Linked DNA regions of Homo sapiens: regions 2, 3, 4 and 5 are each linked to region 1. The links are chromatin contacts, found by Hi-C or POLR2A ChIA-PET in ENCODE. All regions are on one chromosome and are shown on one strand. The core of a region is the stretch at or near the end of the contact, and the rest is flanking DNA. Distances in the headings are between cores, read along the strand shown.

The links. A loop is a pair of places that touch in the nucleus more often than their neighbours do. ChIA-PET counts read pairs that join two places held with the same protein, here RNA polymerase II (POLR2A). Pooled maps may share reads with other maps.
Region 2: a map with no recorded cell type shows a loop between it and region 1 (4-fold over the local background). The contact joins the promoter of IL21R-AS1 here to the promoter of ZKSCAN2-DT in region 1. A Hi-C loop is called at or near these places in 2 of 168 maps with a recorded cell type or tissue (IMR-90 and naive thymus-derived CD4-positive, alpha-beta T cell), 1 of 37 single-sample maps with no recorded cell type and 6 of 50 pooled maps.
Region 3: a map of naive thymus-derived CD4-positive, alpha-beta T cell shows a loop between it and region 1 (13-fold over the local background). The contact joins the promoter of XPO6 here to the promoter of ZKSCAN2-DT in region 1. A Hi-C loop is called at or near these places in 2 of 168 maps with a recorded cell type or tissue (CD4-positive, alpha-beta memory T cell and naive thymus-derived CD4-positive, alpha-beta T cell), 1 of 37 single-sample maps with no recorded cell type and 10 of 50 pooled maps.
Region 4: a map of IMR-90 shows a loop between it and region 1 (4-fold over the local background). The contact joins the enhancer-like site here to the promoter of ZKSCAN2-DT in region 1. A Hi-C loop is called at or near these places in 1 of 168 maps with a recorded cell type or tissue (IMR-90) and 1 of 50 pooled maps.
Region 5: a map of ascending aorta shows a loop between it and region 1 (10-fold over the local background). The contact joins the enhancer-like site here to the promoter of ZKSCAN2-DT in region 1. A Hi-C loop is called at or near these places in 2 of 168 maps with a recorded cell type or tissue (ascending aorta and chondrocyte). POLR2A ChIA-PET finds 5 or more read pairs at or near these places in 1 of 52 experiments (H1).

The regions. Positions count from the first base shown.
Region 1 is chr16:25,254,656-25,259,039 of GRCh38, reverse strand. It overlaps ZKSCAN2-DT (ZKSCAN2 divergent transcript), which reads right to left and starts at 1,463. Exons shown (of 1, transcript NR_170220.1): 1 at 1-1,463. It overlaps ZKSCAN2 (zinc finger with KRAB and SCAN domains 2), which reads left to right and starts at 1,195. Exons shown (of 7, transcript NM_001012981.5): 1 at 1,195-2,311; 2 at 3,648-3,834. The coding sequence starts at 1,913. RefSeq lists enhancers at 334-413, 534-853, 1,269-1,829 and silencers at 1,064-1,263, 1,344-1,583.
Region 2 is chr16:27,451,405-27,456,490 of GRCh38, reverse strand. It overlaps IL21R-AS1 (IL21R antisense RNA 1), which reads left to right and starts at 3,098. Exons shown (of 3, transcript NR_037158.1): 1 at 3,098-3,394; 2 at 3,569-3,748. IL21R (interleukin 21 receptor) reads right to left here. Exons shown (of 9, transcript NM_181078.3): 9 at 4,449-5,086. RefSeq lists an enhancer at 3,591-3,690.
Region 3 is chr16:28,210,050-28,214,854 of GRCh38, reverse strand. It overlaps XPO6 (exportin 6), which reads left to right and starts at 2,890. Exons shown (of 24, transcript NM_015171.4): 1 at 2,890-3,489. The coding sequence starts at 3,487. RefSeq lists a silencer at 2,653-3,142 and an enhancer at 2,772-3,770.
Region 4 is chr16:27,468,778-27,473,673 of GRCh38, reverse strand. GTF3C1 (general transcription factor IIIC subunit 1) reads left to right here. Exons shown (of 37, transcript NM_001520.4): 30 at 1,754-1,926; 31 at 3,279-3,566; 32 at 4,124-4,383. Among named protein-coding and RNA genes, the nearest start is that of IL21R-AS1, 18 kb to the right of the region's middle. RefSeq lists an enhancer at 1,851-2,352. Within about 2 kb of position 2,818, at least 3 of the 41 ENCODE cell types and tissues checked have a DNase peak (open chromatin) inside an H3K27ac peak, as active enhancers do.
Region 5 is chr16:27,333,189-27,337,574 of GRCh38, reverse strand. All of the region lies in intron 2 of IL4R (interleukin 4 receptor), which reads right to left. Among named protein-coding and RNA genes, the nearest start is that of IL4R, 21 kb to the right of the region's middle. Within about 2 kb of position 2,459, at least 2 of the 41 ENCODE cell types and tissues checked have a DNase peak (open chromatin) inside an H3K27ac peak, as active enhancers do.

The DNA of each region.
Region 1 (4,384 bases), core at 214-2,713:
AGCCTGGAAGCCCCCACCCCCACCCCTTTGCGTTGTCCCGCCTTCCTGGACCAAACCAATGTATTTAATGTATTTGACTGATGTCTCATGCCAACCTAAAACATAAAACCAAGCTGCACCCCGACCACCTTGGGCACATGTTCTCAGGGCCTCGAGAGGGCTGTATCACAGGCTGTGGTTACTCGTATTTGGCTCACAATAAATCTCTTCAAATATTTTGCACGGTTTTACTTTTCGTCAACACTCCCTATTACCTGTAACTTCTCAGTTTCCAAGAGCTGAGAGCTTGATTTGCGAGCTACCCTCCCACTTCTCCAATTCCATGGCCACTGAATGAAGGCTGCACTGCCTGATACTCACACTTGGTCTCATGCGCTGGCTCTGCAACAACGGACAGACAAGAGTTCCTTTGGGGGAAACCAGCTTCCCAGGTGACACTGTTGCCTCTGCTACATGCGCAAAGCGCAGCCTGGCACATAGTAGGTGCTCAAGAGAGGGAAAGCCGGGTCTATGAATTCAGGGACAGGGGCAGCACCAGAAGAGAGCAAGCTGGGGCCTGGCTGGCTGAACCCTGGCCCCGAGACCCCTGTGACCCCCCTTCTCATCAGGATGCACCACATGAACCTCCCCAACGCGAGGGCCAACAAGTGGCCCCAGATGAGACCGCGCCGGGAAGGGCCTGGGGCCACGCACAGATACTTCCGCCAGAAAAACACCACGCCGCGCCGTGCACCTCCGCCAGAGGAAGAAGGTCCCGCAGGGTCGGGGTAACCGCTCCATCCCCGACCGCAACCCTGGACCAGGTACAAGGAACAGATCCCTCCACCGGAACGCCGTGTCCCTCCGCCAGACACAGGAGTCCCCGCTCCCGTGCTCTCCTTCCCCGGCAGCCAGGCCCCGGTGCCGACTCCTCCGCCTCAGGGAGGCCCCGCCGCCGCCTAGATTCTCCGCCTGAAGCGGGACTCGCGACGGCAGGTTCCCTAGAATCCCTCTGTGTCCCTCCGCCCCGGGGAGGACCCTCCGCGCCCCTCTACAATCTTAAAGTCCCTCAGCGACGAGTCACCGCGCCGCGCGCTCTCGCGAGAGTCCACCGCACGGCCCCCCCCCCCTCCCCCAGCCCCTCGCCCGCCAGGACGCCTCGCGCGGGCCCCGCGGCGCTCGGTGGCAGGCGGCGCATGCGTGACTGCGGTTCCCAGCGCCCCCCGCGCTCTCCGCGGGCCGAGTGGACGAGGCCGAACGCGAGCAGCCTGCCGCTGCCCCCTGCGAGCCCTGGCTTCGCCCCGCAGCTCTTCTCCCTTCCGGGCGGAACAGTTTTTGCGGCCTTTCCTCGGCGGCAGCGGTTTCCTCAGGACGGTCGGGGCCGTCGTGGGCCCGAAAGAGCCCGGCGCCGCTCTCGGAATCCGGCGGCCCCAGCGGCACCCGCGGCGGCCTGGACGTGCTGCGGTGACCCGAGCCCGGAACCTGGCGCCGGGCGGGGCCTGCACATCCGGCCCCACCCACTCGGGGACTCGCCTCTCCGCGCCCGACCCGGGAGTAGCGGACACACCCCCTCCCGGCCCGGCTGTCCGCCTCCGCCCAGCCTTTCCTCAGCCTGCTTCATTTTTCTCCCAGTCGTCCAGCCTCCCGGTTTCCGACTTTGCACTAAGAGGGATGCACTCTGGAAAACCACATTGCGCGGTCACATCTTGTTTGGAGAAGAGGCCAGGCTTTTGCATCTTAGAGTATACGTTCACCTTTTCAAGGGCCTGGCATAGATTTGATTAATCAGCCTGGAATACCCTGTTCCTGCCGACCTGGCCGTTTTTACCTCCGTACCTTATCACACTCCCAGGAACATTAAGCAGGGAGCGCTTGGAGTCTTCTTTGGGTCCCCACCTTGAGCTAGACGTGAAGTTGACCCCTGGGCTGCAGCATGGCTGTCGCCCTCGACTCTCAGATCGACGCGCCCCTGGAGGTTGAGGGATGCCTAATAATGAAGGTGGAAAAGGACCCTGAGTGGGCATCAGAGCCCATTCTGGAAGGATCGGATAGCTCTGAGACCTTCCGCAAATGCTTCAGGCAATTCTGTTATGAGGATGTGACTGGACCCCATGAAGCTTTCAGTAAACTCTGGGAACTTTGCTGCCGGTGGCTGAAGCCAGAAATGCGTTCCAAGGAGCAAATACTTGAGCTGCTGGTGATTGAGCAGTTTCTCACCATTTTACCCGAGAAGATTCAGGCTTGGGCACAGAAGCAGTGTCCGCAAAGTGGAGAGGAAGCGGTGGCCCTGGTAGTGCATTTGGAGAAAGAGACTGGAAGACTAAGACAGCAGGTGAGAGAGGATTTTCCAAATTTTTGTACTTAGAAAAAAGGGAATGGGAAAGGCATGTGGGCAGGGATGTATTGCAGAAAGACGTGCTCTTCAGAGAAAGATAAATGGTACTAATAAAAGACCCTATAAGGGGGTCTTTTCACTTTAAGTGAATCCACTTAAAAGGGGATCAGAATTTCACATGAAATAGAAAAATAAAAGCTTTGATTGAAATATTATCTTACAATGGAAACCAGACATTATTCACCTAAGCATTTATCGTCATCTTTGGCATAATGTTTGCAACAAAACAATATAAGAGAACAATATGGTTTTGCGTCACAGAGGTTCACTTACGCATTTTGATCAAAAAAGGCTATTCTGTTCCCCCTTTAAAAAAAAAAAAAAAAGACTTCATCCGTTATCCCAGAGCCGTCTCCAAGCGTTTTACTGTTGCACTCAGTGTCTTCTGAAGTGCTCTCATGCCTTCATTTCTGTCACTCTCCTCCAGTCTAACTGCCACATCTTCATTTCTCAGTGGCTTGCATGCTCTTCTAGTTGTTCTTCAACCTCACTTTCATGAACCTCGTGAAATCCTGCAGCATTTGCAAGATTTGCGGTTTCACCTTGCATCAGACTTGCATTGTGTAGAGATCTATCAGCAGGTTGCTGTATTGGTCAGGGATAGACAGATAGATGTGGATATTAATTTTGTAAGTTTTCATTTCACTACTGTATATATTCATGTCCTGGTAACTTCTTTGCGAACGTAACAGATATAGAGTCAAATAATATCTATTCTAGCAACAAGGAGGCTCTTTCACTCCTGACAGATTTCCTTCTCTGTTTAGTATTAAATATTATTCTGGCCAGGCGCGGTGGCTCACATCTGTAATCCCAGCACTTTGGGAGGCCGAGGCATGTTGATCACCTGAGGTCAGGAATTCGAGACCAGCCTGACCAACATAATGAAACCCCATCTCTACTAAAAAAATATAAAATTAGCCGGTTGTGTTGGTGCATGCCTGTAATCCCAGCTACTTGGGAGGCTGAGAGAGGAGAATCGCTTGAACCTGGGAGGTGGAGGTTGCAGTGAGCCAAGATCGTGCCATTGCACTCCAGCCTGGGCAACAAAAGTGAAACTCTGTCTCAGAAAAAAGAACACTGTTCTGTTACCTTACACCCAGACTGCTGGACAGTACTCTCAGCCCAGCGCTCTCAGAGACTCCACTGGGAATGGAGTGGAATTTTCATTCCTTCTCATGTCTCTGTCCTTCTTTGATGTCTTTCCTGGGAGAATTTCGCCCTGATATGGGCCTGTTTTACTCCCTCTTATGGTATTGACTTCATTTCTCAGGTCAGCAGTCCCGTGCACCGGGAGAAGCACTCCCCACTTGGAGCAGCGTGGGAGGTGGCAGACTTCCAGCCAGAGCAGGTGGAGACCCAACCCAGGGCGGTGTCTCGGGAGGAACCTGGAAGCCTCCACTCAGGACACCAGGAACAGCTGAACCGAAAGCGAGAACGTCGGCCCTTACCCAAGAATGGTAAGAGGGAAGACTCGGAGCACGCCTAGTGCAGAGGCTGGGGCAGATTTCCGCAGTACCCCAACGCTGTGAATGTGCAGTGGAGGGCCTCCTTGATACATATTCAGAATAGGAGAAAGGTTTCATTCACTTCAAGAATTAGGAACATGTGCAATATAAGTGAAAAGGTATCATAAAGATGGAAACTGAGTCTGGGCAACATGGGAAAACCCAGTCTCTACAAAATCGCAAAAAAAAAAAAAATATTAGCCAGGTGTGTTGGCGTGCACCTGTGGTCTCAGCTACTCAGGAGGCTGAGTCAGGAGGATTGCTTGAACCCAGGAGGTTGAGGCTGCAGTAAGCCGTGATCACACCACTGTATTCCAGCCTGGGTGACAGAGCGAGACCCTGTCTCAAAAAAAAAAAAAAAAAGATCCAAACTGGGGAAACTTAGATTGCCTGGGCCAGCTATGAGATCCTGTGGTGGTAAACTCTCCATGGCTGGACACAGTGACTCACGTCGTAATCCCAACACTTTGGGAGGCCGAGGCAGGCGGATCTCTTGAAGCCA
Region 2 (5,086 bases), core at 1,849-4,348, 2.2 Mb before region 1:
AGAACCTTCACATTTGTCACCCTTAGACACAGGGGGAAGACCTATGATTGCCCCATGGTCTGAGCAATGAAGGAAGGGCTCTTGCTCTCATTACAGACTCCCCAGGAGGCGGCCTGTTTTCATCTCCACACCTCATTCTGTGCCCTTTCTAGGTCTGGGGCAGATGGTTGCCTCCTCTCTCCATACTGCTTTGCCAGTCACTGCTCTACCATTGATTGATTCATTCATTCATTCACTTATTCAATATTTTTTAGCACCTGCTCTATACCAGGCACTATTCTAGGCTCTGAGACCCAGCGGAGAATTAGATCCCTGCTGTAGTGGCGATAGACAGTAAATATGATGGATAAATAACACAAATGTATGAGAAGGTATAATAAGTGTGATGGAAAAAACAAAACCAGGCAGTGGGGTGTTGCACTTTGAATAAAGGACCCAACCCAGAGTGGAGAAGGTGACGTCCGAGCAGACTTGACTCCATCCTCTCATCTTACACGAATGCGTGGGTGTTTCCTGATGGCAGACAAGTCCTCTCCTTGTTCTTTCCTGTCGAGAGTTTAAAGGAAGCGCCTGCTTTCTTTCCTGTCGAGAGTTTAAAGGAAGCGCCTGCTTCCTTTACTGTCAGTGGAATGGGCTCCTGGGAGGGGCAGTGCACGTGCTCACTGCTCCATCTTCCACCGGAAGTCCCCTTCTTGGGTTCCACCGGTGCCCTGGGACTGGGTGGGCTGTGCAGGGTTGTGCCATACCATGGGGCCAGCAGCCGGGCTCAGGCAAACAACATCCCCAGATAGGAGGGAGGAAGGGGCTTTCACCTCCAGCGGGGGGACCAAAAGGAGCTCAGGAATGGGGCAGAGCATGATGGACTCCAGGCAAATCACTGCCTTTTTCTGGGCCTTCACTTCCCTCTGTCTCCTTCCCTTGTTAGAGCATCTGGGACCCCCAGACAGCATCCCAGGCTGAGATCTCGCAGGAACTGTTGATGGTTGGAGAGCTGGGGTTATGTGTTCGTTGAATCCCAGCAGAAAGCAGTGCAAGCTTCAAGGCATCTGGAGGGAAGCATTTATGAACTCTCTGGGAAGGAGATTGGGAAGGGCTGGGGCCACAGCCCTCTTCTCCTCTGACCTGGAGCCTAGCTCAAGGTGATGATAGAAAGACAACGCACCTCTGGCCGGGCGTGGTGGCTCACGCCTGCAATCCCAGCACTTTGGGAGGCTGAGGCGGGCAGATCACTTCAGGTCAGGAGTACGAGACCAGCCTTGCCAACATGGTGAAACCCCGTCTCTACTAAAAATACAAAAATTAGCCAAGTGTGGTGGCACGTGCCTATAATCCCAGCTACTCAGGAGGCTGAAGCAGGAGAATTGCTTGAACCTGGGAGGCGGAGGTTTCAATGAGCAGAGATCACGCTATTGTACTCCAGCCTGGGTGACAGTGTCAGACTCTGTCTAAAAACCAAACAACAAAAACAAAAAACAAACAAAAACACTAAGACAACTGACATCTAATAAGGGCTTGCTCCACCCTCTGTTTTCATTCCTGGAGCAAGCCAAGAGGCTGATTCCTAACCTCCACTTTATAAAAGAGAAAACTGAGGCGCAGCGACAGCAAATGACTTGCCCTTGGAGCCTGGTCTTCTGGGCCCTTTGAATGGGGTGATATGGTTTGGCTCTTTGTCCCCTCCAAATCCCATGTTGAACTGTGATTCTCAACGTTGGAGGTGAGACCTGCGGGGAGGTGATTCATGGGGGCAGACCCTCCTGAACAGCTTAGCACTATCCCCTTGGTGATGAGTGGGTTCTCGCTCAGTCACTTCATGGGAGATCTGGTGGGTTTGTTTGTTTGTTTTTGTTTTGTTTTGTTTTGTTTGAGACAGAGTATGGCTCTGTTGCCCAGGCTGGAGTACAGTGGTGTGATCTCGGCTCTCTGCAACCTCTGCCTCCTGGGTTCAAGCAGTTGTCCTGTCTCAGCCTCCCAAGCAGCTGGGACTACAGGCACAAGCCACCAAGCCCAGCTGATTTTTGTATTTTTTTTTTTTAGCAGAGATGGGGTTTCACCATATTGCTCAGGCTGGTCTCGATCTCCTGACCTCAGGTGATCCACCCACCTCGGCCTCCCAAAGTGCTGGGATTACAGGCGTCAGCCACCGTGCCCAGCCAATCTGGTTGTTTAAAAGAGTCTGGGACCTCCCACTTTGCTCTCTTCCTCCTACTCTTGCCAGGTGACACGCAGGCTCCCCCTTAGCCTTCTGCTGTGATTGGAAGCTTCCTGAGGCCTCACCCAGAATAAATGCTGGTGCCATGCTTCCTGCACAACCTGCAGAACTGAGAGCCAATTAAGCCTCTTTGTAAATTACCTAGACCCTGGTATTTCTCTTTTTTATTTTTTGAGACAGGATCTTTCTGTCGCTCAGCGTGGAGTGCAGTGGCGCCATCTCAGCTCACTGCAACCTCTGCCTCCCGGATTCAAGTGATCCTCGTGTCTCAGCCTCCTGAGTAGCTGGGATTACAGGCATGTGCCACCATGCCAGACTCATTTTTGTATTTATAGTAGAGACAGGGTTTTGCCATGTTGGCCAGGCTGGTCTTGAACTCCTAGCCTCAAGGGATCCGCCTGCCTCGGCCTCCCAAAGTGCTGGGATTATAGGCGTGATCCCAGCCTAGCCTGGTATTTCTTTATAGTGACACAAGGACTAATACAAGGTCCTTCCTTAGGATAGAAGGAGAGTCCTTACTGTGGGGATAATATCAGAATAATGCTAGAACACTTTCTGCTGCAAGGGACAGAAACCCACCTCAAACCAGCTTAAGCAAAAAAGGAAATTTATCAGCTCATTGATTCAGCTAGGGTAGGCAGGGTTATGCTGTGGTAACAAACAGCCCCATCTCAGCAGCTTAGAACAACAAAGGATTGATTCCTTGCTCACGATACACGTCTATCACAAGTGAACTGAAACTTCAGTCCGTATCTCCTTGCTCAAGGACCCAGGTGCCCAGGCAGATGGAGCAGTCACCATCATCATCTGTCTCTGTGACAGAGGAAAAACACCCCAGGGGGTGTGGTAGCCATCTGAAAAATGCTCTGCCCAGAAGTGAGACTTATCACTTCTGCTCACAACTGCCCAGTCCCAGCCAGTCACATGGCCCCATCTGGCTACAGAGGGTCAGGATGTACAATCCTGCCATGTGCCCAGCATATGGTGAACAGCATAATGACTTCCATACTCATGTATCTAAACGGTCCAGGAGAAACGTGGTTTCAGGCATGGCTGGATCCGGGATCTCAAGAGCTATTACCATCTCTCAGCTCTGCTTTCTTGTGTGTTTCTTGCTGCCCCTCCCAGTACCCTCCTTACAGCTTAGTAATCCCAGCAGAAAGAGAGCATGGACCAGCTAGGGTATGTCTGTCCCTAAACTGTACTGTTGCCAGGGGGAAGAAATGTCCTACTGGGCAGGCCTGGTTCACATAGCCACTCCCAGAGCTGGGGTCAGCCACGTCTCCAAACTGCTGCACAGGCAGATGCAGCAGGCACCCACGGCGTCTGCTAAACCTTCCTCACCTCTTGATCTAGGTACGTTCCAGCAGAGCAAGGTGAAAAAGAGCTGAAAGTGGCATCAGAAGCCCAGAGTTCTGGTTCCAGCTCCGACCACTCATTCAGTGTGTGACCTCAGGCAGGTCACCAGCCTGAGCTGTGCCTTCATTTCATCTGTCAGACGGATGACTCTGCCCCTCAGAGCTTGCAGACGGCAAGGTGAGGAATGCGGCAGCTGGGAAAGTGACGTTGCTATCGGTCCCCCTTCCTCTTCAGTGAGTCTTGTCAGCAATTCTGGCCTGGTCTTTGGAGGGCGAGGAGCGCCTGTCCCACTTGCTCCTGACCCTTGGTCGTACCTCCAGGCCTTTGTCCAAGCTCTTCCCTCTGCCCCAAATAGCTGGTACATGTAACAACGCCTATTCATTTTTCCTTTTTTTTTTTTTTTATGAGACGTAGTCTCGCTCTGTCACCCAGGCTGGAGTGCAGTGGTGTGATCTCTGCTCGCTGCAACCTCCATCTCTCAGATTCTCCTGCCTCAGCCTCCTGAGTAGCTGGGGTTACAGGCACCCGCCACCGCACCCAGCTAATTTTTGTATTTTTAGTAGAGACTGGGTTTCACCACGTTGCCCAGGCTGGTCTCAAACTCCTGACCTCTAATGATCTGCCCGCCTCGGCCTCCCAAAGTGCTAGGATTACAGTCATGAGCCACCACTCCCAGCCTCCTATTCATTTTTCGAAGTCCAACCAACACCACCTCCTCCCTGAAGCCCCCTACTCCTCTTGATGTTCTCTCTGGGCTACCATCGGTGAGCTGGGACTCACTCATACCAGCCAGGAGGGCAGATTGTGCATATCTCTTCCCAACTCTGTGTTTAGACTCAAATCAGGAGCATGAAATTACACCATGGAAATAAGCAAATGCTACAAATCAGGCTTTATTGAGTGCCTACTATGTGCCAGGCTGGGACTAAAGGCAGTGAACAAAATAGAGTTGCTGGCCTGGTATAACTTGTGTTTTATCTTTATCTTTGTTTCCAGTATGCATTTATCTCTGTCTATCCAACCAATCATTCTTCCTTCAAGCTTTTTATTAAAGCCATTAAGAGTAATATCAAAGACTTTTGCACCAACTTAATACCATCTTCCTATCCACCCACACATCCATCCATCCTCCATCCACCCTCCTACCTACTAATCCCTCCTTTCAGGTGAGCCAGCTCTTGTCTCCAACTTTTATTTTTAAGAGACAGGGTCTTGATCTGTGACCCAGGCTGGAGTGCAACGGTGTAATCACAGCTCACTGCAGCCTCAAATTCCTGGGCTCCAGCGATCCTCCCACCTTAGCCTCCCGAGTAGCTGGGACTATAGGCAAGCACCACCACACCTGGCTAATTTTTTTAAAAAATAATAATTTTTGTAGAGATGGGGCCTTGCTATGTTGCCCAGGCTGGTCTCGAACTCCTGGCCTCAAGTGATCCACCTTCCTTGGCCTCCCAAAGTGCTGAGATCACAGGTGTGAGCCACTACGCCCGGCCCTCCAACTTTGCTCCTCTGTGT
Region 3 (4,805 bases), core at 1,641-4,140, 3.0 Mb before region 1:
AATCTGCCAGATTATTTTAGATCCCTTGGCCTTATTAGCGTGTAAACTATATTAAAGTTATATCATGTTAGTTTCAATTTTTCCTTCATTGCTCTTATCACAATAACTGATCCATTATTGTACAATATTTTACAAATAATTTGTCTTTAAATTCCATAAGGGCACACATATATTTGTTTTGCTCAGCATTGAATCCTTGAAATAGTGACTGTCACTTAGTGGACAACAATAAAGATTTGATAAAATAAATGTGCTTGAGGCTGGGCATGGTGGCTCATGCCTGTAATCCCAGAACTTTGGGAGGTCGAGGTGGGCGCATCACTTGAGGTCAGGAGGTGAGACCATCCTGGCCAACATGGCGAAACCCCGTCTCTACTAAAAATACAAAAATAAATTTAGCTGGGTGTGGTGGCAGGTGCCTGTAATCCCAGCTACTTGGGAGGCTGAGGCAGGAGAATTGCTTGAACCTGGGAGGCAGAGGTTGCAGTGAGCCGAGATTGCACCATTGTACTCCAGCCTGGGCAACAAGAGCGAAACTCCCTCTCAAGAGAAAAAAAAATAGTGCTTGATGGCCTGGCGCGGTGGCTCATGCCTGTAATCTCAGCACTTTGGGAGGACGAGGCGGGTGGATCACCTGAGGTCGGGAGTTTGAGACCAGCCTGACCAACATGGTGAAACCCCGTCTCTACTGAAAATACAAAAAATTAGTTGGGTGCGGTGGTGGGCTCCTGTAATCCCAGCTACTTGGGAGGCTGAGGCAGGAGAATTGCTTGAACCCAGGAGGCGGACGTTGCGGTGAGCCGAGATCATGCCATTGCACTCCAGCCTGGGCAACAAGACCGAAACTCTGTCTCATTAAAAAAAAAAAAAAAGTGCTTGAGGCTGGGAGTTTGAGGCTGCAGTGAGCCATGATCATGTCACTGCAACAGAGTGAGACCCTTTCTCCAAAAACAAACAAACAAACAAACAAACAAAAAACTAAAAAACCCCTGAAAGCTATTGCTTTCAGTGGTAAAGTGTTGTATCAGTGGTTCTCCAAATGTGGTATCTAGACCTGCAGCATCAGCTTCATTTGGGAGCTTGTTAGAAATGCAAATTATTCAGCCCCATCTCAAACCTACTGGATGGGAAAGTCTATGAGTGGAGCGAGTAATCTTTGTTTTAACAGTCCTTCTGGGTGAATTGATTCAGATCACACTGAGGTTTGACAGGAAAGAAAAATAGCTCAGGGAAGTCTGAGTTATGTGAAGTATGCAAAATTTGTCAGGTCCACTGAGACTTGTGTATGGGAGTTCGGGCACACTCCCACCTCCACATGCTCGGGGACAATTGTTTAAAGATATTTTGTTCCAGACTAGCTGCCTCCCCCATTTCCTTCAGGTTCCTGAAATTTGTGATACAAAGAACAATGTATAGGCAATAGCTTATGTTATTTTTTCCCCCTTTCTCATCATTCCTATTCAACCTTATGTTATGCCTCTTTTTTCCTTAGAAACCCACTTGAAGCCAGGCGGGAGGGCTCACGCCTGTAATCCCAGCACTTTGGGAGGCCGAGGCTGGCGGATCACCTGAGGTCGGGAGTTCAAGACCAGCCTGGCCACTATGGTGAAACTCCGTTTCTACTAAAAATAAAAAAAATAGCCGGGCATCATGGTGGGTGCCTGTAGTCCCAGCTACTCGAGAGGCTGAGGCAGGATAATCGTTTGAACCCGGGAGGCGGAAGTTGCAGTGAGCTGAGATTGCACCATTGCACTCCAGCCTGGGCGACAAAGCGAGACTCCGTCTCAAACAACAACAACAACAAACTACACTCTAGTCTGGGCGACAGAGCAAGACCCTGTCTTAAAAACAAACAAACAAACAAGGAAACCCCATTTGTAACTGCCACTAATTGGACTATACTTCTGGTGGGCCATCTTCAAGCTTCGGGCTTGAATAAACCCTATACTTAAATACTATTTTCTCAATCTCGTTATTTAAGGTTGACAAGGGCCATTGGGTTACATAGATTTGCTCCAATCTATGTAGTAGGCACACCCGCGGGCTCAACCTCAGCTGTTTGGGATAGTTTCCTGACTGTTTCTTAAAATTAGCACTTTCAGCCTGGCTGGATGACTCATACCTGTAATCCCAGCACTTTGGAAGGCTGAGGCAGGAAAGCTGCTTGAGCCCAGGAGTTCCAGACCAGCCCAAGCATCAAAAGGAGGCCTCACCTCTGCAAAAAATAAAAAAATTTAGCTGGGCATGGTGGCGCACCAGGAGGTTGAGGCTGCAGTGAGCCATGATTGTGTTACCGCACTCCAGCCTGGGCAACAGAGCAAGAACCTGTCCCCAAAAATAAAACAAAATAAAGATGAGCACTTTCACGAGTAAAGTGGATTGGAGGATGGGAACAGGAATCCAACACATTCTCTGCCTCTCTCAGCACCTTGGCTATCGAAGTTACGTTTATCTCCCCTGTCCTAGCATCCACAGCAGGGCCTGGAATATAGTCGGGCAAGAGTGTGTGGACTGCATGAATGTAAGCTCCATAGGGCCGCGTGTCGTCACGCTGCCAGCTCGATGCTCCGCCCGTAAAAGGCACTCACTAAAATTTTAGCGGAATGAATGGGCGAAAAAAGCGAAAGGGAAACCACGCCTTTACTAAAATGGCAGCCCGGGCTCCCTTTACCAAGATGGCTGCCGGCCCGCGTGGACGCACGGGCGGTGGGCGCAGGGGGCGGGGCAAGAGAGGGCGTGGTAAGAAGGCGGGGCCAGTGGGAGCCGTCAGGTGCAGCCCCGCCCTCCGCCCTCCGCCCGCTCCCCCCGCTCGCCCCGCTCGATTCCGGATTGGTCCGGTTCCAGCGCCGCAGCCCGGCGGCCGCGCTGTGGGGCCGCCCGGCGCTCGCCACTTCCGGCGCGTTGGGGCTGTTGGTCGGGGGCGGCCGCGCGGTACTAGCGGGCGGCTCCAGGGCGGGCGCGCGCAAGGATGCTCTAGGGGGCGGCGGCAGTGGCCGTGTGGGTTGAGGCTGCGAGGACAGCGCGGGCCCCCGGGCCTCTCCCCTGAGCCGGCCGCCTGGGCCGCGCGGTCGAGGCCTGTCAGCCTCCGCCCGTTCAGCCTCGGGGCCGGGGCCGCCGCCACCTCTGCCCGCGGAGGCCGGGGAGCCCCTGCCTGGGCCCGCAGCCTCCCCCGCGGGGGTCGGGCCCGGGCGGGGGTCCCGAGCAGCTGCCCTCCTCGCCGGCATCCGAGCCTCATTTCCTGCTTTTTCAGTTTCCTTGGGGAGGGGCGGGTGGGTCTGGATGAATTGTCTCGGGGTCCCCCGATGAGGCGACCCGGGCGGCCCTGCCCTTTTTAGAGGGTCCCCTCGGGGCCCGGTGGGGAAGGGGTTGTCTTTGCATGGGTGGGGGACTTCCCGAGTCTGCCGGGACCATGACCTGAACTGTGCGAGCGGGACGTGTCCGAAGCCCAAGAACCAGCTCATCTGAGCCGCCCCCTCCCCGGCCAGCATGGTAAGTGGAATTGGAGCCCCCTTCCCTCCTGGGGTGCCCTACCGGAAGGGTGGGAATGGGCCCCGGGGCTGCTGAGCCATCGCTGCTCTCCCCATGGCGGGGAGAGGCGCGTGCGGAGCCTGGCCGGTGACACATGCGTGCAGAGTGTGCAGCCCCGGCCCTGCGCTCCCATCCCCCCAGGGATGATGGCTCAGGCCTGGGAGGGCCCTGGGAGCGCAGCAGGCACAACCCTTGCATCTGGTGTTTGCCTCCTGCAGCTCCTCCGGATAATAACTATCGTTTATTGAGGGCTTACTACTTGCCAAGGCCCTGCGCGAAGTGATTGACAGTGCAGTAGTATTTAATGATCACACCAGCCCTCTGTTCGGAAGTGGGGAGACTGAGGCACGGAGCAATTAATTCCCCAGCTCAAGGTCAAGCGACTTTTTAACAGTGTTAAGATTTGAACCTAGGCATCTGACTTTGAACCTAGGCATCTCTAATACACTTAGAGAGCTGGGTGATTGTAGGAGAAACATCTCATCTAGCTGTAGGTTTATATATGAGGAAACAGAGCGATTTACAGAGGTCACTTGCACAGGTGATGGCAAAGTCAGGAATGGTCGTGATCTTTTGACACTGAGGCTGCTATTCTACATGCTCTGATCTCTGCTGAAGCTACCTTCCACGTTTTCTAGACCGATACTTTCAATACTCCCCTAAATGTGTGTACTCACATCTCTTTGTGTATCCACATCTCCACGTTTTCTAGACCGATACTTTCAATACTCCCCTAAATGTGTGTACCCACATCTCTTTGTTAAGCATTTGCCTTTTTGCTCTTGTAATTATTTCTGAGCCTTATCTGTCTATTGCGGTATACACAGCTCCTTCAAAGACCAAATTGTTTGAACCCTTATCTGCTCCAGCTCCTGGCACATAGTAAGCCCTTGGTAAGTACTGGATCACCTAGCCTGTGGTTGAGCACCTCGAGGAGTGGAGCTGTTCTCCTCAGTTTCACCCATTTTACCCCTGCCAAGTTAGTGGTATAATAGAGAAAGGGACATAGCTGCATCTTTTGTGATACAGACCTTAAGGCCTGTGGAATTTTCGAAACATTCAAGGGGCCTGTGGGTAGTGTGTAGGTCCTGAGATATGGAGCTTACAACCAGCTGGGTAAAGTACACCATTAATGCTGAGCAGCACCGTACAGTATATGCTATACGTATAGTGTATGTGTTTTATTTTTATTTGTTTTGAGACAGGGTCTTGCTTTGTTTCCTAGGCTGGAGTGCAGTGGCACGTTCATGGCTCACTGCAGCCTCGACCTCCTGGGC
Region 4 (4,896 bases), core at 1,569-4,068, 2.2 Mb before region 1:
CACCGGTCCCCGGTCCCCTTGTGTCCCTCCACTGGAAGGAAGGTGCAGTGGTGAGGTTGCTCTTCTCTCCTCTGACCCACCCCTGCCTGACAGTGTGACCTCAGAGGATCACTTAAAGTCCATGTGCCTCAGCCTCCTCTGTCACTGAAGGTCCTGGGGGCAGCACCTAAAATCCTTAGACCATGACAGGGATTTTTCTTGGCCAGTGCTTTTGAGGAGACAGTCCTATAGGAGCTCTCTCAGAGGATGGCAAATGCTAGATACTCAGGAACTGCTGGTTGCTTGCCCTTTGCAGAAGCTTGGAGTAACAGAGACTCTGCTGACTGCACAGTCCTTTGAGCTGCTTGTTCACTAGGCGGGGCCCAGGTCCATGAGACTTAGCAGGCTGAGCCATGAAGTCACCATGGCATGTCCAGCAGAGGTACTTCCTTCCGCCTAGGCACTGGGGTGGCAACAGCAAGAGTTGAATCTAGGCCAGGCATGGTGGCTTACGCCTGTAATCCCAGCACTTTGGGAGGCTGAGGCAGGATGAGGCCAGGAGTTTGAGACCAGCCTGGGCAACATGGTGAAAAACCCATCTCTACAAAAAATACAAAAATTAACCAGGCATAGTGCCTGTAGTCCCGGCTACCCAGGAGGCTGAAGCAGGAGGACCGCTTGAGCCAGGAGGTCGAGGCTGCAGTGAGCTATGTTGGTGTCACTGTACTCCAGCCTGGGCAACAGAGTGAGACCCTGGCTCAAAAAAAAAGGAGTTGAATCTGTGTTCTCCTGGGACTTCCAAACAATGAGTAAGCAAATGAGATTGTTTCAGGTGGCTGCTATGGAGAAAATAAAACAGGATAATATAAGGCAATTGACCTCAGAGGAGGAGAATGGAGAGGGATTTGTTATTTGAGGGGAAATATTTGGGCTGAGCCCTGAATGTTGAGGAATCAGCCAGGCAAAGATTTAGGGGAGCGGCAGGGCAAAGGCCCCAAGGCAGGATGCCTCAGCTTTTTCAAGAAATGTAAGAAGGTCCAGGAGGCTGGAGGGCAGTGAGCGAGGGGTGGTGTTGGGGGACGTGAGGCCAGAGTGGTGGCTGGGCGGGCAGGGTCCCACTTATCAGGCTCCTTGTCGTGAAGGACTGGTTGTGGTCACATCTGCAGAGGGAAGTCCTTGGGGGTTTTGAGGCAGGGCAGGAATGTGTGGTCTGATTTAGGCATGGAAGGATTACTCTGGCTGCTGTGGAGAATGGTCAGGGATTGGGGAAAGTGACATGGGGAAGGAGGGAGACCAGTCAGCTGGGGACCATGGTGAGAAAGAACAGTGGCATAGACTAGATGGGCCAGTGCAGGTGGCACGAACCCGATGCATTGGAAGGTAGAGCCCACCTGACGTGCTTTTGGCTGGGTGGGAGGCCAAGGGACAGAGTGGTAGACGAGATGATTCTGTGTTGATTCCCTCTGTCTGCATCCAAAAGAAATCGGCTTGGGAGTGAATAGCCCCCCTGTCTCGTCAGTTCCCTGTCCTTTGTGGTCTCTGGAAGTGTGACGTGGTGGTCCGAGAATTGGGATTGCTGACTTCCTCAGCACCCCTCCCCCTGATACACACACTCACACACACACTCACTGACACACACATACGCCAGCCTGGGCCTCCCACGATCGGTCACTTCCTCTATAAAGCATCAGCCGCAGCCTCTGCCTCCACATACCCCAGCCCTCTCCGTGGCCGGCTGGAGAACCCTACTCACCCTCGCCGCCCTGTGTTGCAGACTTTCCGCCTCTATCGGGAGTACAAGGACCACGTTCTTGTGAAGGCCTTCATGGAGTGCCAGAAGAGGAGCTTGGTCAACCGGCGCCGGGTCAACCACACGCTGGGCCCCAAGAAGAACCGGGCCCTCCCCTTCGTGCCAATGTCCTACCAGCTATCCCAGACCTACTACAGGTGAGTACCTGTCAGGAGCCTTGGGTACTCCGAGGTGGAGCCACGCCCTGTCTGTAAAGAGGAGCAAAGGAAGCACTGTGGCCATGAAAGCGTGTAGGAGCCAGGGACCTTCGCAGCCTCATGTGCAAGATGCCGGCTTGGGTTTCCTGCAGCCCCTTACCTCCTTCGTGGTATGGGGATCAGGTGAGCGCTGGCAGCTTCTTTGTGTTGGCGGCGTTACCATTTTGCAGGTGGTTTGTTTCCGTTTCTCTCGTCAGATGGAGTGAAATCAGTTTGCATTTAATAATTGGCCTGGCTGGAAGTCCACCCTCCTGTTCCAGCATAGCCTCAGTCCCTCTTCCGCGTAGCCCTGAGACCTGGGAAGCCTCCTGGGCCCATTCGCAGCACCAACAGCCAGTGCAGGATTGGGGTGCGGAGGTGCATTCAGACAGGCATCCTCCTGGGGCTCCCTCCTGAAGCGCTCTTGCAGTGTGGCTTCATGCCGCAGAGGGCGTTGCACCACCAGCCTCCTGACCACACGCAGAGAGTCCCTGAGAACATTCCTAAGCTGCCGTCTTGACGGCTTCCCCTTCACACCATTCTCCTTCCCCGCACTCAGGTCTGCACGGGGCTGCAGTCAGATGCTCAGAGACAGCACCATGAATCTTCTTTTGGTTCTTTGATCCCATCCCTTCCCCACGACGGCAGACACTTCCTCCTCCCCAGACCCTGACCCCGAATGACCCTCAGGCCTCTGGGAAGTAGGTGTGGCAGCAGAAGATACGTGCCCAAATCCAACAAGGCCATTTGTCACGGAGACACTGCTCTGACCGCATGTCCCCATCTGAACCGAGGGCAGTGGTCACAGACAAGGAAGGCCTTTTTGGTCCCTCCCTCTGACCCTGGTAGCAGGGTCATGGAATGTTGCTCTCTGGACAGAGCCGGGGAAGTGACTCACCAGGCACTGCGTGGAGACAGCTTGGGCACATGTGTAAGACCAGGGCTGGCTTTGTGCGGAGACTATTATTACAGAAAGCGTGTTCACCATCCCTAGTTCAGCAGCTGTGTACAGTGAGCCCCTGTAAGGTGAGCCTGCCAGCGCCCTCCTGGAGCGCCAGGTGAGGCCACATTGAATTAGATGAGGAGACAGGACTCTGCCCGGAAGGTACTCAGGCAAGCGGGGAAGAGAGACACAAACACCGCTAGGTGGGAATGCAGCACCTTCATCTGGGATGGGACAGAGAGCTTTAGGGAAGAAGTGGGGCGTTTTGCTTAGTTCTCACCATAATGGTTTGACGTGCTCATAGTCCATCCAAATGAAGGCTTCCCACAGCTGGCCCTCAGTCAGGCCCTTCCTTTCTTTTTGTCTGTAGGATTTTTACGTGGCGATTTCCAAGCACCATCTGCACGGAGTCATTCCAGTTTTTGGACAGAATGCGGGCTGCCGGCAAGTTGGACCAGCCTGATCGTTTCTCTTTCAAAGACCAGGATAATAACGAGCCCACAAACGACATGGTGGCCTTTTCACTGGACGGCCCTGGAGGAAATTGTGTGGCCGTCCTGACCCTCTTCTCTCTGGGCCTCATTTCTGTGGATGTCAGGATCCCGGAGCAGATCATCGTGGTAGACAGCTCAATGGTGGAGAATGAGGTCATCAAAAGGTAAGAGTCCGGCATCCGCAGCATCAGGTCTGGCCACGTGCTAGGCATTGGCCAGATACAGACGGGCAGGGGTCAGCAGTGCCTTCTGGGAGCTTGTGGGATGGGAGTTGCAGATGAGTGACTGGGGATTATAGGCCGGTGTCTAAGGTGTCCTCTGCTGGTGCCTCCCAGGTGTTATGGGAATCAGCCAAAGAGAAGGACGCAGCACAGCGGGGCAGGGGAGGGGCAGGGAAGAGAAGGGAGGACTGTTCCTGAGGGCCTCGCAACAGAACTGGGGCTTCCTGGGGAAATGGGTGTTTTCTGGGCTGAGAGACGGGCAAAAGGAACAGTCCCCACAGAGATACAGCTATGTGACAAGGGGTGAGCGCGGTGCACGGGAAGGTGGGAAAGGGGATGGATCTGGGGCAGCCATCCACACCAGCCTTGGTAATGAAGCATAGCCAGTTGCTGGGGCCACTGCTGAAGCCCAGCCACAGAGGCCTCTTGAGGGAGGGGAGAGGCTGCAGTAGCAACTGGCTGGCCTATGCTCAGGTATCCAGGTCACAATTCCCTTCTAGCTTGGGGAAGGACGGCAGCCTGGAGGATGACGAGGATGAAGAGGATGACTTGGACGAAGGTGTAGGGGGCAAGCGCCGGAGCATGGAGGTGAAACCTGCGCAAGCCTCCCACACCAACTACCTGCTGATGAGGGGCTACTACTCCCCCGGCATCGTCAGCACCCGCAACCTCAACCCCAACGACAGCATTGTGGTCAACTCCTGCCAGATGAAGTTCCAGCTCCGCTGCACCCCTGTGCCCGCCCGGCTCAGGCCCGCTGGTGAGTGCTCCTGCTGGTGCTGTGGGAGGGCCTGGCCTCGCCATCATCCAGGAAGACCCTGAGGCCTGGCCTGGGACCTAGACCTTCAGGCTCCCCAGGCCAGGCGTGCAGCCACAGAACACACAGAAAAACACACCCCATCCTTGCAGCCAACTCAAGGGATGCCTTCCCCAGGTGCCTGTGCTGTGCCCACACCTCTGTGGGAAAGCTCCCCGCACCGCCTCTTTTAGTCACAGCTGTGCTGCAGGCACCAGCAGTCACTCAGGTGGGCTCACAAGGAAGAGCAGAGCACTTCCGCTTCCCCACCCCGCCCACTCTCCACGGGCGGCCCTGTCACTGCCCGGGCTCTAGTCTCCTGGTGCTTAGCTCTGCAACTCTAAAGTGTGTGCTCTTAGGAAACTTTTAGGTATTATCTTTTGACCCCTTGCTAGGAAAGATAAGTATTCCGCTCACATTCATGATCTCCTGCCTCCTTTACTTCCAATTTTGACACTATTTTAGTTCTGTTGATGA
Region 5 (4,386 bases), core at 1,210-3,709, 2.1 Mb before region 1:
AAAAAGAAAAAAAGAAAACAGCACGCGCTGGGTTATATTCCCTGCAACATTTCAAGTGCCCATCCTTCACTTCCCGCTTGGGTCTCTCTCCTGGGATCTTATTCAAAAAAGCAGCTCCCAGGCTTTGTTCTGCTAGTGAGTAGTTCTTTGCCATTAACAGCATTTCTCTTTTGGTGCTCTGGCTGTGTTTCTGTGGCACAGGAATGGTTCCAAGGCTAACCTCACAGGCTTGCAGCAAACAGGAACGGAGGTGTTGCCTCTGAAGCACTGTGTGCAGTGTCTGGGGCATCATAAGAACTTAAGGCCACCTCAGGAGCTCTAGGCCCCTGCTGGATGCTCTCCGAGTGACTTGGGCACACTTGAAGGCCCTCCCCCCAGCAGGGCTCCACCTCCCTCTCCACCTGGGCCCAGCACCCATGCATCCTACGCCTGCCACCTACACTTCTTCTTTTTTGTTTTTTAACATTTTATTTTATTTTATTTCATTTTATTTTTTTGAGACAGAGTTTCACTCTTGTTGCCCAGGCTGGAGTGCAATGGCGCGATCTCGGCTCACTGCAACCTCCGCCTCCCAGGTTCAAGCGATTCTCCTGCCTCAGCCTTCTGAGTAGCTGGGATTACAGGCATGGGCCACACACCCAACTAATTTTGTATTTTTAGTAGAGACAGGGTTTCTCCATGCTGGTCAGGCTGGTCTTGAACTCCCGACCCCAGGTGATCCGCCTGCCTCAGCCTCCCAAAGTGCTGGGATTACAGGCGTGAGCCACTGAGCCCGGCTGCCACCTGCACTTCTTAAACACACCAAACTCAGTCCCACCTCCATGCCTTTTCTCTCTCTGTCCCCTCCACCTGGAGGGACCTTCCCTTCCTCCCTTTCCTTTTTTTTTTTTTTTTTTTTGAGACAGAGTTTACTCTGTTACCCAAGCTAGAGTGTAGTGGCACAACCTCGACTCCCTGCAACCTCCACCTCCCGGGCTCAAGCAATCTTCCCACCTCAGCCTCCTGAGTAGCTGGGACCACAGATGTGCACCATGAGGCCTGGCTAAGTGTTTGTATTTTTGATAGAGATGGGGTCTCATTATGTTGCCCAGGCTGGTCTCGAACTCCTGAGTTCAAGCGATCTGCCCACCTTGGTCTCCCAAAGTGCTGGGATTACAGGCGTGAGCCACTGTACCCGGCCCTTCCTCCCTTACGCGTGCTTTTCCTCTCTTCCCCTAATTTATGATGGTGCAAAATCAATGGGTGTTCAGTAGAAGCAGTACTTGGAGCACCCATACGACCATTCTGTTTTTCACTCTCAGTATTCCATAAACTACACAAGCTATTCAACACTTTATAACAAAACAGGCTTTGTGTTAGATGACTTTGCCCAACTGTAGGCTAATGCAAGTGTTCCGAGCTAAGTTAAGCTATAACGTTCAGTAGGTTAGGAGTATGAAGTACATTTCTGACTTAATAATATTTTCAACTTATGATGAGTTTATGGGGACAAAACCCCATCATTAAGAAACATCTGTGTATGAGACACATAAACACACTCACATATCTCCATAATGAATAAATTACCCCAATACCTCAGTGTGCATGTCAGAAAAACAAGGACATTCTCTGCATAATCACAATACAACCATCGAAATCAGGAAATTAACAGTGATGCATCACCACTATCTCATCCACGGCCCCTATTTATGTTTTGCTAATTGCCTCAATAATGCCCTTTATACGTCCAGGATGCAATCCAAGATCATTCATCACATTTGATTATCATGCCTTCCTAGTGACCAGGTCTTGGCTTCTAAATACTATTCTGTACTGAAAGGAACCAGAGCGCCTTAGAGAAATAGCTGATTCCAGGAGAAGGAAAAGTACCAGATAGGCTTGGAATTCTTGTGCCAGACAATAAGGAAGTACTCAGCAGCTAGCCTGACCTGGACAAAACAGGCACATTTTGAGCATCAAAATGAATATTATGGTATCCACTTGTAACCCTTGGAGTTAAAGTCCAGGAGTCTGTATTGACATAGATCAATAAATGGAGGAGGCCGGGTGCAGTGTGGTGTGTGCCTGTAATCCCAACTTCTTGGGAGGCTGAGGCAGGAGGATGGCTTGAGCCTGGGAGTTGGAGGCTGCAGTGAGCTATGATCGCACCACCGCACTCCAGCCTGGGCAACAGAGTCAGACTTCATCTCTAATAAATAAATAAACAGGGAAGAAGGGAAAGCTCTATTTTACTATGACAGCCTCAAAGTAACTCCCTGCAAAACTTGTATTGTATATTAACTAATGAGTGAAAATACATATCAATGAACGTTACAATACAGAAACCTGGCAGACACCACCTTCACCAAGTGATCTAAACTCACCAACAAGAATGGGACAAATCCCCAACATCACCTCCCTGAAACAATTCCTGAGAAGAGCACAGCATGTCTTTTCCTGGGTTCCTGCCAAGGATGCATACATCATTTGGAAACGTCAGACAAATGTACACCAAGGGCCAGTCTATATACAAGAACTGGCCGCTGCTCCTCACGAAGTGCCAGGGGTGCAAAGGACAAGCCAGCGTGGGACATCTGTCCCTTTTTAAATTGTCTGTCATCCTGACAGCCAGGGTCTGTCCCATTCACTGCCGAGTCCCCAGTATCTACAACGGTGCCTGGCACATAGGACGTGTTCAGTAACTGTTTGTTGATTAAATTCATTTTGGACATGATGTGGGGCCCCTAACTGGCTCAGCATGAGGCTGCAAAGCTCTCTCTAGGGGAAGGCTCTGTATCGGCTCAAAGGTTGAACTCGTCTTCCTTGCTGAGAGTTACAAAAGTAAAGTCTCAAGTAAAGGAGGGGCGGGAATGGGGTGGTGGGTTCCTGACACTGATTTCCTTGGCAAGTCCTAGTAACTTTTACTCTCACAACTACACAGATGCCCACAGTATCCTGTGGCAGAGATGGCAAAGGTGTCACTTTAGCCTCAATTATGAATAAAGAGAAACAGAGAGGCCAAGACGCCTGTCCAAAGTCACACAGCAGAAGACTTTCATGGTAAAGTCCTCCAGGGAAACAGGGGAGTCAACAACCCTGTCAAGATTCACTAAAACATCCCAGCATGGCGTCAGGATTGATATCCTTAATCTGTTGTGGAAGGCACGCCCAGACTTACGCATGCCCATGTGCACACACACGTGCCGCAGCTAGCTTCTCAGGGATGTGTGGGTGCTACATTTCAGGAGAGATCACAGATGCAGTGGGAGAAGAGGCTTCCCTGAACATCAGAGGCAAAAAGAACAAAGATGCAGGTGAGTAAAAGAATTAAAAAGATAAGTGCCAGGTTATCGCGTTCAAGTACACGGCAAGAGGAGATGATTTCAAGTTCCCATTCTAAATCAAGAGACTCCTGGCTGGGCGCGGTGGCTCACGCCTGTAATCCCAGCACTTCGGGAGGCTGAGGCAGGCAGATCATGAGGTCAGGAGATCGAGACCATCCTGGCTAACATGGTGAAACTCAGTCTCTACTAAAAATACAAAAAATTAGCTGGGCGTGGTGGCGGGTGCCTGTAGTCCCAGCTACTCAGGAGGCTGAGGCAGGAGAATGGCTTGAACCCGGGAGGCGGAGCTTGCAGTGAGCCAAGATTGAGCCACTGCACTCCAGCCTGGGTGACAGAGCAAGACTGTCTCAGAAAAAAAAAAAAGAGATTCCTGAAGTGGTGGAGTTGGAAGGGGTCTCAGCGGTCACCTGCCAAGCTCAACTGCCAACCTGGACAAGGATGTCCTGCGAACACCCCACTTCTGACATGCTGCTAGGCAGTTTCAGCCCATATGCCACCACAGATGGAGCAATCACTCTCAGGTCTCAGTTAAGCAGAGCCATTGGAAACAGCCTCCTTATGTTGAGTCAAGGCTTTGTGTGAACAAAATCCCTGCTTGCCCAGCACTTACCTTGTACTTGACACTTTGCTAGGTGCTTTAGAAGTATTACCTCACCGAATCCACACAAGAATCCTGAAAGGTAGGCTGTTATCCCAACTGTCTAGCTAAGGAAACTGAGGCCAGAGAGGCCAAATAACCCATCCACCAGGTCCCACAGCTGGTAAAAGGTCAGAGCTAGAATCAGAACCCACGTTTGTTTGCTTCCGAGCCCACCGTGGATTCCAGTATACCAGTTCCTTCAATCTCATCTCCTAAAACTGCAGGCTGAACCCAATAAGATGAAATAAAATGAGCCGGGCAGAGTTGGCCATCCTGCTTGTCAATTTCAAACAACAGTTCCGCAAGTGTAGGATAAGAAAATCTGACTGAGCAGCAGAAAAGTCCTGAGGATTTTATCATCTGCAAAATCTCCAAAAGCCAATGGTGAAGCAGCAACTTAAAAAAAAAAAAAGAGTCACCCGA